Regions from separate parts of the Homo sapiens genome. Here region 1 is linked to region 2. The links are chromatin contacts, found by Hi-C or POLR2A ChIA-PET in ENCODE. All regions are on one chromosome and are shown on one strand. The core of a region is the stretch at or near the end of the contact, and the rest is flanking DNA. Distances in the headings are between cores, read along the strand shown. Region 1 has its middle 51 kb from the start of LINC00548. Region 2 overlaps LOC124903162.

Evidence for each region. Hi-C counts contacts between places; a loop is a spot of excess contacts on that map. ChIA-PET counts read pairs that join two places held with the same protein, here RNA polymerase II (POLR2A). Pooled maps may share reads with other maps.
Region 1: a map of dorsolateral prefrontal cortex shows a loop between it and region 2 (11-fold over the local background). The contact joins two enhancer-like sites. A Hi-C loop is called at or near these places in 7 of 168 maps with a recorded cell type or tissue (aorta, ascending aorta, dorsolateral prefrontal cortex and 2 more) and 9 of 50 pooled maps. POLR2A ChIA-PET finds 5 or more read pairs at or near these places in 3 of 52 experiments (CD4-positive, alpha-beta T cell, MCF 10A and activated B cell).

Annotation. Positions count from the first base shown.
Region 1 is chr13:40,270,435-40,273,462 of GRCh38, forward strand. No RefSeq gene overlaps it. Among named protein-coding and RNA genes, the nearest start is that of LINC00548, 51 kb to the left of the region's middle. Within about 2 kb of position 1,262, at least 23 of the 41 ENCODE cell types and tissues checked have a DNase peak (open chromatin) inside an H3K27ac peak, as active enhancers do.
Region 2 is chr13:40,186,717-40,189,416 of GRCh38, forward strand. All of the region lies in intron 1 of LOC124903162, which reads right to left. LINC00332 (long intergenic non-protein coding RNA 332) reads left to right here. Exons shown (of 4, transcript NR_046870.1): 3 at 1,205-1,306; 4 at 1,743-2,314. Among named protein-coding and RNA genes, the nearest start is that of LINC00332, 6.3 kb to the left of the region's middle. Within about 2 kb of position 1,380, at least 4 of the 41 ENCODE cell types and tissues checked have a DNase peak (open chromatin) inside an H3K27ac peak, as active enhancers do.

The DNA.
Region 1 (3,028 bases), core at 12-2,511, 84 kb after region 2:
ATATTCTAGACAATTGAACCTGGTCCTAAATTTTCTCCCCCTAAGAAACTAGTGATAACCTTCAACCAGTGTAGCTAAGATACAGCTGTTTCTTGGATCAGTTTCTTATTTCTTTACATCCTGAGCAGTCTATGTGCCAGGACATTTTCTTCTATTAATAAAGCCATCTTAGTTTGTGTCTCTGCAATTGCCCAAAGCAAGTCCCCAAGAACCAAATTAATATCCTGTGATAGCAAGCTCCATTTCCCTTGACTGTGCTCGGCACAACATGAGTTGCAGCTTGACGCAGGAATCGACATGGGGCCCTCAGCTCTGTGCTCCTCCATCATCACTTTCTTCACCTCAAAATGAGTCCCCATGATATGCCATACTCTGCATAGGACAAAGTAGTGCACAAAAGCAAATGAGGTTTTTCCCTTAGAGGAGCTTATACTCCACAGCTGAGTTTGCTAAGGAGGCTGGGTTCTCTTTTTGAGAGCTGGTCCATGGGGTTTGTTATAAACACCATCAGCAGAAAGAGCCACTTCCTGTTGGTATCTGGGTCTAACACAGATCCCTAATTGCCCAGAAATTTGGGTGCCATAACAATGGTGACATCTCCCCAGAAGTGGGCACAGGGGAGCAACTTAGGGTATTCCCATTTCATCACTTCCCAGGATTCCACTTCCAGAGATTTCTTAAACCTGACTCCATGGTAAGTCTCTTAATTACATCAATACTCCCTTTGAGCACCTCCTATGTGCCAGGCCATGTGCTAAGAACTTTGCAATTAATCCTCTTAACAACTGTTATATTTTTTTTCAACAAATGAGGGAAAAATGGCTCAGGAATATTAAGTAACAAATCCAAGCTCACTAGAGGCAAGTGCTAGTAGAGTCAAGACTCTAACCTAACCTGACTCCAGAGACTCCCCCCAGATTGAAGAAGGTGAATACAACACAGCCAGGAGGCTCCAACATGTTTACAGCAATGAGATTTTTCCTTTTTGATCCATCTGTGGCTGAGAACAGAATTGACTCCCTTCCAGAAAAATCTAGTCTGGTCTCTGTGACTTGGAAAAATAGTCAAGTGCTAAGTGAGCCATTCAGGACCCAAGAGGGTAAAATTAACAAGCATGACAGCAGCATTCATTTTTCAGTGTCAGCAATGTTCCAGGTGTAAGGAAGGACCCTAATTATTATCAGGCCACACACACGGTTTTCCTTCCTGCCTTGTGGCTCAGAGTGGTCGGCAAGAGCTACAGGCATCTTCCTGCCACATGAGTGGAGCTAGCGGAGGCCAAACGTCACTCAGAGACACCCAGGCCCCACCCCAGAGACTGACAGGAGCAACTACCACACTCAGTCCTCTCTCGGTTCCAGGAGCCACCATGTCCAAGCCAGTCCAAGCCAGAGAAAGGGGCCAGGCATGCCTCACGCCACCTCCCGAGATAGGCTTTGTTATTTGAATTTAAGGCCACCCCGAACTGCATGGCAGTTTTCTTAGTGGCCTTCCACAGAGCCACCTGTCTCAAGGCAGCACTCTCAGGGTTCTTGCTTCCTACAACCGAAGCTGGAAGGAGGAACCTCAGATTCCTTTATGGGTAGGAAAGAGATTGCAGAGAAAAACAGCCTCTTTGTGAAAGGCTGATTTGAAAAGGCATGCACAGATGAGTTAGAATCTGGGACTGTGTCCAGGTGGAAGTCTTGCCTGGAATTCCTAATGCATTCTTTCTGTTATTAAAATAATATAAGCAACCGGGGTGGCTTGTTGCTTCTCTGCATGTAGTCAATTTGGCTCATGCTGTGTGACCATTTAAAATCTGACCTCAAGTGGTGCCAATTTAAAAATCTTTTCATTCTGGGTATGTTTCCATTCCACACAACAAGCCCATGGCTATTCCCTAAACTATTTTCTCCAAGCAAAGAGTAACTCAGTAGAACCAAGCTTCTTGCCAGACGTGATGCAATCAGCCAAGCCACCCAATGTCTTGTGTCCCTGGCTCCACCCCACTTTTCTCCCCACGGCCAGCTGTCTGCTTCCAACAGGTCCACTTTTCTGGTCTGTCCTGTCTTTCCCTAGAGCACAGTCCTCCCTTTATTGTCAGGGAAGGTGTTTTCAGGTGGCTGGGTAGACATGGCATTTTCTCCTTCTCACACAGGGAGAGAAGCTCTGCCCTGCCTCCCCCACCGAGCTGTGAGTCATCAACACACAAGATGACAGAGTCTTTTGCAAAGATAAATGATGGAGGTGGAAGATCAAGATGTACCTAGATTTGCCTTCTAAGAGCTAGTTTGCAACTTCCTTTGACCTCTATATTCTCCCAAAGAAACATGAGGTAAAACACAGAAAAAGCATCATGTTTTTCCTGAGGCATTCAGCCTTCCAAGATGTAGCTAAGAAGAAAGATTATATATGTATATAAATCTATAAAACCCTTATCTTGGTAGCTCTGATTCACCCACTTGTGTTGCCAAAATAACCTATTCAGGCTTTTAGGCATCTGGAGAAGTGAGAGTCACCCCTGGAACTCCTAAAGACCAAAGAGATGAGCTCATGCAAAATCTGCCACCTCAGTAACCTGCAAAGAAGCATGAAGAAGCTGAACAGGCGGGGCTTGGTGGCTCACACCTGTAATCCCAACACTTTCAGTGGCCAACGCAGAAGGATCTCTTGAGGCCAGGAGCTCGAGACCAGCCTGGGCAACGTAGTGAGACCCTCTGTCTACAAAAAATTTAAAAATTATCTAGGTATGGTGGTGTGTGCCTATAATCTCAGCTCCTTGGGAGGTTGAAGCGGGAGGACCGCTTGAGCCCAAGAGTTTGAGGCTGCAGTGAGCTACAATCACACCTCTGCACTCCAGCCTAGGCAACAGAATGAGAACCTGTTTCTTTTAAAAGAAGAAGAAGAAGCAGAAGCTGAGGAGCCCAGCACCTCCGCCTTCCTGCCATCACTGCCAGTTCCTTTGCCAGGGCTTTCCTCTGGCCCTCTAAGGACATCCTATTTTATCTGAGGCTCAGAGCAGATGAAAACGCAATTGTAGCACTTA
Region 2 (2,700 bases), core at 130-2,629:
TAATATTATTAACTCCATTTAATAGGTGAGGAAACTGAGCCCCAGAGAGGCTGCATAACTTACCTGTGTCACACATCTAAGACACGTCAGGGCTGGCTGTGCAGACAGACGCTCTGACACCAGAGCCTGCCTTTAACCATGATGCTGTGCCACTCCCCATAGCACATGAATTAGCCACTTATTAGGTATATACTGAATAAAACAATGAATAAAGACGGGAGGGTCACCAGGATCTAGAACTGGAAGGAGGTAAAGGATTATGAAAACTGAAAACAATCTTTGGATTTGCCAATTTAAGAGGATGTTGGTGGCATTCAAGAGAGCATGGTGGAGTCCTCTCTCTGTCCCCAGGTAAGGTGGGAGTGTCCAAGGCATCCTCAGCTCTTAACATAGTTCCTGGAACCCGGTCTGCACTCAGGGATACCCGCCAAGGCAGAAGGCCAAATTCCCCCCATGTTCCTTCCCAAGCCACCCACTGGCCCCTATGAAGGCTCTGGGAGTGACTGAAAAACTGGCATTTTTGGTCCTACAGAGACGTCAAAGAGAGGAAACGTTGAAGACAGAAACCCAAAACTCTCAGTTTATAACTTTGAACTGGGGCCGGGGAGGGGGGGGTGGGGAATAGCTTTCATTGGCTACAGCTACCACATCAAAAATAAGTAAAACATGAGAACTGTGAACCACATGAAGAGAGAGCGCGCCAACCTCAGTGAATCTCTTAACACTTAAGACGCTTCTTGGTAGAACTGAAGCCTCCCAAATGAAAAACAAGCACCGTTGTTCTTTATGGTCCAAATCACTTCAAAAGAGACTTACAAGCCCAAAAAAGATAAAGCCCAGCTTAAACGTGCACCCCACCCCACTTCCTTGCTGGCTCCTTCCCCCATGCATTGCCAGAACCTGCTCCACTAAACAGCAGGGGGTGGGGGAGGGAACAGACAGAAGAGGCGAAGTCCCTGGCCACCCTCTGTGCGTGACTGCCACCTGCGTATTGCAGGGTCTGGGCCCCTTGAGGAGAGAGGTAGCACCGTGCTGCATGTCCGTGTGGCCCGCCAGCTGGATCAATGAGTTCAGCCGCACTCAGCTCCAGGAGGCTGCAGATTTCTCACTCAGATCTCAGCGAGTAGCGCTGACATCTATTACCCCAGAAAGAGATTGGATATTGGGCTTAATGGATTTTCTGTGTGTTCCTTTCTGACCATAGAGAGACCTCCCATAGAGACGAAATATATCTACAAAAGGGTCACTGCCCTTGCAAGGAAAATGCGATCCCAGCACGGCCTGGCGTGTTCCTGGCGGCAGAAAGGTAAAGGAAAGCAGCAGAAACAGGCCAGCGCAGTGGGGTGCAAGCTGGTAGAAGCTCCACCCCACTGGGTGTAAGGGAAGTGAGCCGTGTGGAGGCGGCGCGAACAAGGGAGCATTCAAAGTCCCTTAACACTGGCGTTCAAAAGCCTTTGGGTGCTTATATTTAATTGTGGGTGTGTCTGGCATTTCTATAATTCACAACACATGAGGTCGCAGTGTGAGAACTCAAATCAGTAGGAGGTGGAGAGCAGTCCAGTTTCCCATCCCACTCCCGCACGCTTAGCCCTCGCCCCCGACTCCAAGCTGGGGGCGACGGTGCAGATTCCCAGCTCATGAAAGCAGCCCAGGCGTCTGCCCAGAGGTCGCCTGCCTTCTCCTACCAAGAAGGAAAGGAGCACGGAGACAAACCGACTGACTCAAAAGCCCTTCTTTCCTAGGACTCCTGCCAGGACAGGAGGAGAAGTTGCCGCTGAGACGAGGAGACGGCGGGAAGCCCTGCAGATGCCCCAAGCCCACTGAAGCCACAGGAGGGGAAGGGAGGAGGCTGCTGTGCTTTCTGTGTACCTTGTTCTCTGCCCAGAAGGGTCAGCACAGCCAGGCAGCCCCGAAACCCAGTGGAGGCTAAAGAAAGGAGGGCCCTCTCTCCTAGAGAAGGCTCAGTAGGCTCCCGAGGAAAGGGAAGGAGCAACTTTTTCCGTTTGACTTCAAGGAGGAGGGGGAAAGGGTACAGAATCAAAATGTATGGCACTTGCGATTCAGTTGGCTTATTTCTGAAAAAATTGGGGTAGATTGGGCGCCCAATGCACCATAAGCGTTATGTGTGTTTGTAAACACACACGGGGGTGTACACAGGGGTAGGGGTCTTAGAGAGAAAAGTAAAAAGGGAAAAGAAGGAAAGTAGCAGAGGCTACTTTACACATAAAAGTACATAAATAAGTTTACTTATGAAGACCATGGTTTCCCACTAACAGCCCCATCTTGGTAGCAGAATGGGACAAACTGTCACACACGCACAGTGAATTGTAAATAGCAGGGAATGGAAGGACAATGCTCATATGCATTGGATGTATAATAAGAATACATATGTGACCTACATATGTCTGTTTAATTAGGACAAGTGTCCATCCCTAGTGAAGATTGATTAGTCACTGTGACCTTGTTTTTGAAAGGATAATGAGAGCAGATGAGACTTTTGCTTTAACAAACTTACTTGGCCAAAATTTTAAAAGCTGGCAATTCTACCTTGCTACCAATCCTGATTGATTTGTTGTTGTTGTTGTTGTTTTTCCAACTTTACTTGTCTCTGATATTGAAATGTCTAGGAACTGTAACCTATGACATGGAAGTGCTATATAATTTGTTTTCAAATTTCAAGCCTCTTTAACTAATGTGGAT